2 separate regions of the Homo sapiens genome follow, and region 1 is linked to region 2. Evidence: read pairs that join two places in POLR2A ChIA-PET (ENCODE). Cell type or tissue: HepG2. All regions are shown on one strand. Links, peaks and the distances in the headings refer to the core of each region. The heading gives the core; the rest is flanking DNA. Region 1 overlaps NEDD9 (neural precursor cell expressed, developmentally down-regulated 9). Region 2 holds the start of LOC105374927 (a long non-coding RNA gene).

Evidence for each region. Peaks named below come from ENCODE experiments on the same cell type or tissue, not always from the same donor. Only the 100,000 strongest peaks of a DNase experiment are listed, where the experiment ranks them.
Region 1: POLR2A ChIA-PET joins it to region 2 with 5 read pairs; 8 of 35 experiments call an interaction of 5 or more read pairs at or near these places.

Annotation. Positions count from the first base shown.
Region 1 is chr6:11,185,869-11,191,250 of GRCh38, reverse strand. NEDD9 (neural precursor cell expressed, developmentally down-regulated 9) reads left to right here. Exons shown (of 7, transcript NM_006403.4): 5 at 46-1,287; 6 at 2,944-3,033. Among named protein-coding and RNA genes, the nearest start is that of NEDD9, 44 kb to the left of the region's middle. RefSeq lists enhancers at 12-782, 783-1,554, 5,028-5,382. In HepG2, for the core only: no CTCF peak of the experiment used is centred there; a DNase peak (open chromatin) is centred at 2,870.
Region 2 is chr6:11,390,360-11,395,741 of GRCh38, reverse strand. It overlaps LOC105374927 (a long non-coding RNA gene), which reads left to right and starts at 880. Exons shown (of 2, transcript XR_926477.3): 1 at 880-1,347; 2 at 2,684-3,867. RefSeq lists a silencer at 617-829. In HepG2, for the core only: no CTCF peak of the experiment used is centred there; DNase peaks (open chromatin) are centred at 1,881, 2,561 and 3,051.

The DNA of each region.
Region 1 (5,382 bases), core at 197-5,196, 200 kb after region 2:
GAGCCAACTCAATAAATAGCATTTCGCTTTCTACTTGCTTTGCAGGTATATGCCATTCCGCCCTCTGCTTGCCGGGATGAAGCAGGGCTTAGGGAAAAAGACTATGACTTCCCCCCTCCCATGAGACAAGCTGGAAGGCCGGACCTCAGACCGGAGGGGGTTTATGACATTCCTCCAACCTGCACCAAGCCAGCAGGGAAGGACCTTCATGTAAAATACAACTGTGACATTCCAGGAGCTGCAGAACCGGTGGCTCGAAGGCACCAGAGCCTGTCCCCGAATCACCCACCCCCGCAACTCGGACAGTCAGTGGGCTCTCAGAACGACGCATATGATGTCCCCCGAGGCGTTCAGTTTCTTGAGCCACCAGCAGAAACCAGTGAGAAAGCAAACCCCCAGGAAAGGGATGGTGTTTATGATGTCCCTCTGCATAACCCGCCAGATGCTAAAGGCTCTCGGGACTTGGTGGATGGGATCAACCGATTGTCTTTCTCCAGTACAGGCAGCACCCGGAGTAACATGTCCACGTCTTCCACCTCCTCCAAGGAGTCCTCACTGTCAGCCTCCCCAGCTCAGGACAAAAGGCTCTTCCTGGATCCAGACACAGCTATTGAGAGACTTCAGCGGCTCCAGCAGGCCCTTGAGATGGGTGTCTCCAGCCTAATGGCACTGGTCACTACCGACTGGCGGTGTTACGGATATATGGAAAGACACATCAATGAAATACGCACAGCAGTGGACAAGGTGGAGCTGTTCCTGAAGGAGTACCTCCACTTTGTCAAGGGAGCTGTTGCAAATGCTGCCTGCCTCCCGGAACTCATCCTCCACAACAAGATGAAGCGGGAGCTGCAACGAGTTGAAGACTCCCACCAGATCCTGAGTCAAACCAGCCATGACTTAAATGAGTGCAGCTGGTCCCTGAATATCTTGGCCATCAACAAGCCCCAGAACAAGTGTGACGATCTGGACCGGTTTGTGATGGTGGCAAAGACGGTGCCCGATGACGCCAAGCAGCTCACCACAACCATCAACACCAACGCAGAGGCCCTCTTCAGACCCGGCCCTGGCAGCTTGCATCTGAAGAATGGGCCGGAGAGCATCATGAACTCAACGGAGTACCCACACGGTGGCTCCCAGGGACAGCTGCTGCATCCTGGTGACCACAAGGCCCAGGCCCACAACAAGGCACTGCCCCCAGGCCTGAGCAAGGAGCAGGCCCCTGACTGTAGCAGCAGTGATGGTTCTGAGAGGAGCTGGATGGATGACTACGATTACGTCCACCTACAGGTAAAACAGCGGAACTCATAAAACACCTACACTCACTCACATGCAGGGAGCCTGAGAAAGATGCCTATAAGGATGTCGGGTTGGACTGCCAAAGGAGAGAACATAATTAATGTTAATCTACATGGTTCACAAATTGGAGGGAGTGTCGTAGAGTAGTAAGAACGCTGGGCTGAGAGTCCTGAGTACTCACTCAGATCTAGCCCTTTCTCTGACGTTTACTGTGTGACCAACTTATTCAACCTCCTTGGGCCTTAATTTCCTCATTTGCAAAATGAATGGGGTAAGGGGTTGGATTAGATCCCGTTGATATACCTCAGGTAAGAGGAGACTCACCAAGTAGGATAATAGGCCCTCTAATAATAATACCAGCTCCACTTCTATTTGTGTTTTATGTATAGTTCCATGCAATATTTTATTTGAAAAAAAAGTTTTCGTCATTAAGAAAAAGAATAGAAGACCTTTGCACCAGAGAATTTCTAAGGCCCCTGCTAGCCCTACTCTGTGTATGTGTGTGTATAATTGCTTTAAAACTTAGCCCCATCTCAGACTTACCTAGAGGACCACTGGGCATTAGCTAGCTGTCCTAGGAGCTTAATCTGTGTATGGGACATTGGATAGTCACAGTTGGCCTCCTACAATTGGGAATTCTACCAAGCTCCAAGTTGACCTGGGATTCCGACAGCTTTCCCTTCCACTTTGAGGGATTAAAACATTCTACTGGCTGGGCGCAGTGGCTCACGCCTGTAATCCCAGCACTTTGGGAGGCTGAAGCAGGTGGATCACAAGGTCAGGAGTTCAAGACCAGCCTGGCCAATATGGTGAAACCCCATCTCTACTAAAAGTACGAAAATTAGCCAGGCATGGTGATGCACGCCTGTAGTCCCAGCTACTTGGGAGGCCGAGGCAGAAGAATCACTTGAACCTGGGAGGCGGAGGTTGCAGTGAGCTAAGATCGTGCCACTGGACTCCAGCCTGGGCGACAGAGCGAGACTCTGTCTCAGAAAAAAAAAAAAAAATCTACCAAGATCCATTGTTTAGGACTAGGCTTACTATCTTATTCTGCCATTCTTTTAATTTGACTGAGAGTCACAGATTATACTGAGAACTACGTAACTATTATGCCAAATTCCCTCAAGCGCAAGAAAGTGTGGCAAGGAGAACTGAGCCCCACCTGATGCTGAGGAAGGAAGTGGAGAGAGAGAGGATGGAGGCATTGAACATTCATCTTACTGGTTGTCTGACCCTGCACAGTGGGAACTACTGCCTTGGAGCAGAAATCTATAGATGATTTGAGGGAACTAGAAGTGAGAGGTGGACCACATTTAGACCTGCATTTGGGGGTTTACAGGTTCACATATAATCTATGAGAAAAGAACCCAGAGACTATAAAAAGAACATTATATATGAGATTTGAAGGGAATCATGAGTAGCTCTCCGAAAATTTTAAGGTGCCCCAGAAAGCTGGCACCCTATATGGCAATGGGCTTTATTTTTCTGCCACCCCTGTCGTCTAGGGTTCACAGTGCCTCACTGGGCATTTGAGATGTTGCCAAGGCAGTGGAAAATAAAGAGTATTTACTCATCCGTCAATGAAATTGTTAGCATAAGTGAATCACAGTGATGACATAATATGTTCTTTATGTTGAAAATTAACAGGGTAAGGAGGAGTTTGAGAGGCAACAGAAAGAGCTATTGGAAAAAGAGAATATCATGAAACAGAACAAGATGCAGCTGGAACATCATCAGGTAAGTTCAATCAGAGCAAAAACTGCTTGGCATTGGAAAGATTTCCCACCTAGCACTAAGGAAAGGTATCACTTCAAGAGATTATGATTTTGATTCTTCCAGCTCACTGGCAGGAATCAGCTCCAAAGCACGGAATGGGGTTTAAAAGCAAAGAGAAGGTTTATGACCTTGTTAGTTCAACTGGGTGTACCTGGGTTCCATCTAAACGGCAATTTTTTTAAAGGCTAAACCTGCATATCTAACATATGAGGACTATTTGGGTTAAGGCATTTGGTCTCAAGAAACAAGACCCATTCAAGCTAGCCTAAGCAAGCAGGTTTATAGTAAAGCCACAGTAGGGGAATTCAGTAACAGAAAGTGAAGATAGAGCCAGGTCTGGGGAGAACTAGAACTGTAAATTATCTCTCCTTCTTGTAGTTCCTTTGCTTCTTTCTATCAGTCTACTTCACTCTCACCTATTTTCTGGTTTTCTCTAATTATCTACTCATTTGGCTCCCCTGTAACTTTGCAGAACCCATAAATGGCCACTCAGAACTTCTATAGATGGCTTTTCATCTCGGCTTCCTCTTCCGATGGTTAGCTCCCTTCTCTTGTTCATCAGATTCCCAAGAAAGAGTCTGATTGGGCCACGTTGATTGGGCCATTTCTCTTTCTCTCTCTCTCTCTCTCTTTCTGTCTCTACCTCGCTATTTGTCTCTCTTTCGCCAGCAACACAAGCCTATGGTTTGCCTGGCCTTGGTCCAATCTAAAGGTAGGAGAGCAGAATTCAATGTTTTCAACATATATCCAGGCCTATCTACTGAGGACTTTGGGCAGGGCATGTTCATTCAAAAGCTGGGTATGAGTAGGGGAGATAATGACGACTATTGCTAGAACAAGGGCATACAAATAAAGAGAGATGGATTGAGGATTTATTTACAAGCCTTTTAAGATGAAATGAAGTGAAATGGCATGTAATGACATGAAATGGCATGCTATATTTAGGAAATCTGAGTTCTAATCCTTTCTGGCCAACCAACTATGTCAAGTCAGGTAACCTCCCCGAGCTTCAGTTACTTCCCTATAAAATGGGAAAGTACCCCCCCCATCTAATGACATGATATATTGATGAACATATTTGCATAAAGCCTAAGATATATAAAATATAATCCATTATGATTAAATACCTTGGAATATCACCTTGTACCTATTTATGTTTGCCTTGGCATCTGGCAAGGTAAGACTGCAGGGCTTTGGGGAACTTGTAGAAACCATAGCAATCGCTAAGAAGAAAACAGATTCTAGAAAAGTAAAGCTGTTGAAGGCTGGGCACGGTGGCTCACACCTGTAATCCCAGCACTTTGGGAGGCCGAGACGGGCGGATCATGAGGTCAGGAGATCGAGACCATCCTGGCTAACACAATGAAACCCCGTCTCACTAAAAATACAAAAAATTAGCCAGGCATGGTGGCGGGCGCCTGTAGTCCCAGCTACTTGGGAGGCTGAGGCAGGAGAATGGTGTGAACCTGGGAGGCGGAGCTTGCAGTGAGCCAAGATCGTGCCACTGCACTCCAGCCTGGGTGACAGAGCAAGACTCTGTCTCAAAAAAAAAGAAAAGTAAAGTAAAGCTGGCTGTGCATCTCTCAGAGAAGCTGGGGAAGCTGGGTGAGGTGATCACTGCTCCAGCTCATCCCTACGTCCAGGTGGGAGATTAACTGAGTCTGAAGCTCAGGTCACAGATAGTCCTTATCTGCAGAAGAGAGGTCTCTCTTGAGTCTTAGTGGAATCCCTAGAAATTATTATAATTGCAATTTAAATAATACACCATTTGGTAGCAATGAGGAAAGAAGGAAGAAAGCCAGCACCTGATGCATCTGACTCTGGGTAAAACCCCCTTCTTTTAACAGCTCTGGGGGACTAAATATTATGATGCACAATTCCCATTCAGACTGCCTTAGAAACTTTTTTTCCTTAAGTGCTCATATATTTATATGCATTAATCTTCCTGTAGTGCTGGATCATAACATGTCTATCAATCTTGACAGAAAGAGTAGGATAAACAGAAAGGGGTCATGAATGGTCATTTCATCTGAGCATCCTGAGATAGTCGAGGCTTTCTCCGAGAAGGAGCAAACTGTCAGTGACTTACTTGACAAGGAGGTCACTACATTTGGTTTTCCCTTGCCACCCCTCAACATTAATAAACATTTACATAGAGCCTACTACATACCAAACTATTATAAGCATTTTGTAAACGTTAACTCATTTAACCTCCATAAAGGTGTAGGTAACAGGGCTGCGGTTTAAACACTATGCTACCTTCTAGCCAGAGGGTACAAGAGACCAGTAGTCCAATCATAGAAGGTCTGA
Region 2 (5,382 bases), core at 199-5,198:
CCTAGGAAGCCTCTTTACATACCTTTTCCATAGTGCTTAATAATCAGAATGTGAGCAGACTGACCTGTCAGTTACCCAGCAAGTTGGACTGTAAGCTGCCCAAGGGCTTTGGGCAAGGGAATGGTATTTACTGGACAAATCTATGGGCTGGGTGCCTGCCAGGTAATTTGCATATACTAATATATTTGATTCTCACTGCAACCCAGTGAGATAGGTGTAATTTCCCACTTCACAGATGCAGAAATTGAGGTTCCACAAGGCTAAATAACTAATCCAAGATCTAACAACTACTAAGTAGCAATGCTGACCCTAAAACTTTGATCTTCCTGACTCTGTGCTTACTAGGGAGCGGGGTTGGGGGTGGGTAGTGTTTCTTCCCCTCCCTCCCAGGTCATCTGAAAGTCTCTTATTGAGGCAGCCATTGCTGGCTTCTTATCCAATAACTATCCTTTCTCCCTGCTAAGGATCCTGAATTGTGTTTCTGAATGGGGCATCTTTGTGCTTTGGGAAAGACTGAGCCTTTTATTTTTTAATTTTAATTTTAAATTTTACTTTACGTTCCAAGATACATGTGCAGAATGTGCAGGTTTGTTACACAGGTATACATTTGTCATGGTGGTTTGCTGCACCTATCAACCTGTCATCTAGGTTTTAAGCCCCACGTGCATTAGGTATTTGTCCTAATGCTCTCCCTCCCCTTGCCCCCCCACCCACCGAGAGGCCCTGGTGTGTGTTGTTCCCCTCCTTGTGTCCATGTGTTCTCATTGTTCAACTCCCACTTATGAGCGAGAACATGTGGTGTTTGGTTTTCTGTTCCTGTGTTAGTTTGCTGAGAATGATGACTTCCAGCTTCATCCATGTCCCTGCAAAGGACATGAACTCATTCCTTTTTATGGCTGCAGACTGAGCCTTTTCTTAACCCCAGGAGGTAAAATGTGACGGTCCTAAACCATTTAGGACCATTTCATTTGCTTTGTTGTTGACTGGCTTAGGAACAGGCTTGGGATGCAATTCTGCCTCTAAGACTTGTGGATATGTCTGCTGGAGAGTGAGCCTTGGAGGAAGAGTTTTTCTAGGAAAGGAATCATCTCTCAAAAAGAAGCATAGAGATCCGAAGAGCAGTGAGCCTTTCTTTTGGGTTTTTTAATTTATTTTCATTTAGATGTGGTTGGGAATGCACCGCCTAGAGCTATTGCAGACAGTTTGCAATCATGAGGGAACCAAGAACTTCAGACCAAAGCTGATATGAAGACTTCTATGGAACTGTTGAATTAACCAATGCTGGACCCACCCTACCCCCTGGATTCTTGCTTGATGAGGCAGCAAATATCTATTGTTCAACCCAGTGTAAGTTGTATTTTTACATTATTTGGAGCAAAAATATCCAATCTGTGTAGTCTCCCAGACCATGTCTGTTTTTACTCACCAGTTTATTCCAGCTCTGAACAGAGTGCTTATTGCTCAAAAAATATGTTTTGATGGGCAGCAGGAAGACTGTTATTTAAAAAAAGTAAAAATGAATGAATTTGGTTAATTATTATAAAGTGTAGGAGGCTGAGGACACAATCATTTTTAGAGAATCTTCTCTAAAAGTGCAACAGGAAGAGAAAATGTAGCATACCACAAAGACAAGTTCCTCCCAGTGCTCTGCCGGCATAGTGCCACTGAGGGCATTATGTGCTATGACCCCTATGGATCAGATGGCCGTTCACTCCCATGTAATTAATTAAAATTGAAATCAGCTTTTGTCCCCGATTACTGAGGCTCAAACTAAAAACAGCCCAGAATGTATTCTCAGTCAGGAGGTGGCTGTGTTGGAGATTTGTGTTGGCATCTCTGAGCTGTGACCACAGCACACATTTTTGTGGGAAATATCGGATGACACTTTTCCAGCAGCATTCTTCCATTAGGAAGGTTGGTGGGGGTGGTGGCAGGGCTCAATGGATCCAAGAGACCTTTTCTTCTTCTGAAACTCGTTTAGACTCGTTCTTCCCCAGTTAATGAGGCCATTTTGTGCCCCTTTCAGAGCTAATGTAGCTGGAGAAACCAAAGGGTGCGAAATTTAGAAACATCAGAGTCCCCTTCCCAAAGCCTCATTTTGCAAGGCCCTATGTGGTTTGTGGGAGCAACTTGAGGTCCTGGTTACTGATAAAAATTATATAATTTTAGAACTTTTCATAAGCCAATGTGGCCTCCTTGTTAAAGAACAGCAATTAGAGCCTTGAAGTACTGAATGCAATTACCTAAACTGTTTTCCAAATGCCCATATTCAGTCTTGGTTCTCGGGACTGATGTCTTCCTCCCCTTTGGCCCCTTCTCACGCTCATTCATTCAGCTACATCATTCTAGCTGTGGTACCCCGATATGGCTCAGCTTCAGTATATGCAGGGGTGAGCCAGGAAGAAAATTCCAGTCCAGGATTCGGAGAAAAGTCTCTCTGTGCCTACCCTGCCCGTGGTGCTATGCTGAGGGAGGTGACCATGAGTGATTTCGTACGTGCAGATTGTCACGTTTGACCCTATGATCCTGGCTGATGAAACCAGGAAATGGCAGTTGTCTTTGAAGACAGCCATCAGCAAACTGGCTGGCAGCCAGGGAGATAACACAGTGGGAATCTCTACACGATAAGGGTTGCCTAGTGCCCTGCAGTGAACAATGAACTATATCAGATATTTTCTTTTAGGGAACTTGAAAATGACACAGAGAGAAATGCAAGTGGCAATAGGATCCAGAAACCGAGAGACTCATGGAAAGGAGGCAGCCGGTGGAAGCAGGAGACAGCAGAAGCCAAGCCAAACAGCAAAAGAAGGAAATTGAAAGGAGCCAGAAGGGGTCATCTGAGAGATGTCAAGAGTGGCAGCAGAAACAGACAGGCACCTCCTGTGCCAATGCCTGCTTTTGAGAGATCAAGATCATGGTATCTGTAGACTGAGAACAAAGTGTGAGACTCAGAACTAAGTCCATTCAAGCTCTGCATTTCTTTGTTATGTCCCTTTCATCAGTAATTTCCATTAGTTCCTTACATCTCTTTCATCATGAATTTCCACCAGAGAATCTAATTGCATCAGACTCGCTGAAAAAGTTTAACTAATAGATCCAATATTTACCAGCCTGTGATCTTGGGTAAGTCACGTATCCTGCACGAACATGAGTTGTTTCATCTCTATGTGTGATAGGCAAAATAATAGCCCTAAACATGTCCACATCCTAATTCTCAGAATTTGAGACTATGTTACCTTACATGGCAAAAGGGATTTTGCAGATATGATTAAGTTACAACATTGAGATAGGGTCCTATGTTATACATGTGGGCCCAGTCTAATCATATGGGTTCTTAAAATCAGGGAGAGATTTTCCCAGCTGTGGTCAAGGAGAGATGTGATGAGGGAAGAATGGTCAGAGAGATGCTGCACTACTGGCTTTCAAGATAGAGGAAGGGGCCGTGAACCAAGGAATGTGGATGGCCTCTAGAAGCTGGAAAAAGGCAAGGAAGCAGATTCTTCCCAACCTAAAGAGGAGGAACACAGCCTGCCAAACACCCCAGCTTTAGCCCTGTTAAACCTGTGTTAAACTTTTAACCTATAGAACTGTAATATAACAGATTTGTGTTGTTTTAAGCTGTTAAGTTTGCAGTAACTTGTTACAGCAGCAATAGAAAACTAATACATTCTGATGGCTAACACTACATATGCATGGGAAAATGTCTAAAAGAATGTATTCTCCAATGTAACATTGGTTTTGTCATCTTTTCAAATTATTTCTTTTTTCTGGTTTCAATAACGACTGTGTGTTATTTGTGTAATAAAGAAATGATGGAAATGTTAAAGAATAAGTAATATGTACTAAATAAAGTTAGATGACCTCTAAGGCTCCACCTAACTGTGGCATTATCTGAGCAATCCAGCTGGTGGCTTAATTGCCAATCCATATCCTGTTTCTTCTTGGATGCCATAGACAGGTCTTAACTCCTCCACAAAGGAACCAGAAAGAGCAATTTCAAATCACTCCTGGTGTCTTTATTTTCCATATCTCAGATACAAATATGTATTCACCCGTATATGATATCAGTGTGTTTCTACATTTTTATGTGTCCTTTTATTTATTTTTTTTACAAATTATAATCAGATATAATTATAGGGTGCACAGTGATGTTATGGTGTATGTATACAACGAGGAATGTTGGAATCAAGCTAATTAACATATCCATCCCCTTAAATACTTATCATTTATTCCTCTTGTCTAACTTTCTACCCCTTTACCACCACCTCCCCATTCCCTGACCTCCAGCCTCTGGTATTTTTACATTATTTGGAGCAAAAATCATTTTACCATCATTTTGCTCTCTATTAGTTAAATTATTCTAGATTCCACATATGAGTGAGAGCAGGCAGTATTTGTCTTTCTGTGCCTGGCTTATTTCACTTAGCATAATGTCTTCCATATCCATCCCTGTTGTTGCAAATTATAGGATTTCTTTCTTTTTAAGGCTAAATTGTATTCCATTGTGTGTATATACCACATTTTCTTTATCCATTCGTTCACTGATGGACACAGGAAAATTTCCTATTTTAGCTATTATAAACAGTGCTGCAGTAAACATGGGAGTACAGATATCTCTTCAACATAATTTCAAGTCCTTAGGATATATATATCCCGAAGTGGAACTGCGGCATCTATATGGAATTTTTAAAAGATTTCATTGGCCGGGCGTGATGGCTCAAGCCTGTAGTCCCAGCACTTTGGGAAGCCAAGCCGGGTGGATCACGAGGTCAGGAGTTCAAGACCATCCTGGCTAATATGGTGAAACCCCATCTCTACTAAAAAATACAAAAAAATTAGCCGGGCATGGTGGCTTGCACCTGTAATCCCAGCTACTCGGGAGTCTGAGGCAGGAGAATCACTTGAACTGGGAGGCGGAGGTTGCAGTGAGCAGAGATCATGCCACTGCACTCCAGCCTGGCAACAGAGCAAGATTCTGCAAGATTCTGTCTCAAAAAAAAAAAAAAGAAAGAAAAAAAAAAAAAGAAAAGATTTCATTGGTTGGTAAGTAATGATACATAATACATACATATTTGGTAAATAACAAATACAACAAATATGTGTTGTCGTGTAGTCTTGAGGTCATTCAGATGATGTATGTTTTGTAAAGTCTTCGTGGGTTCTGGTATGGTGCATTATGACAGATCTCAAAATTGTGTTGCTAGAGCTCAAGATTAAAAAGGACATTTTAGAGAGTTTGTGGCCAAAACAAGGCTTGCCTATCATTACAGTCTCCCAGCAGTCTCATCTAAAGTCTAAAAAAGCTCATTCACAATCCACTCAGTGTCAACAGGTGAGGGCTACTAGCTGATACTAGAGTTATCAATACCGATGATAGGCACA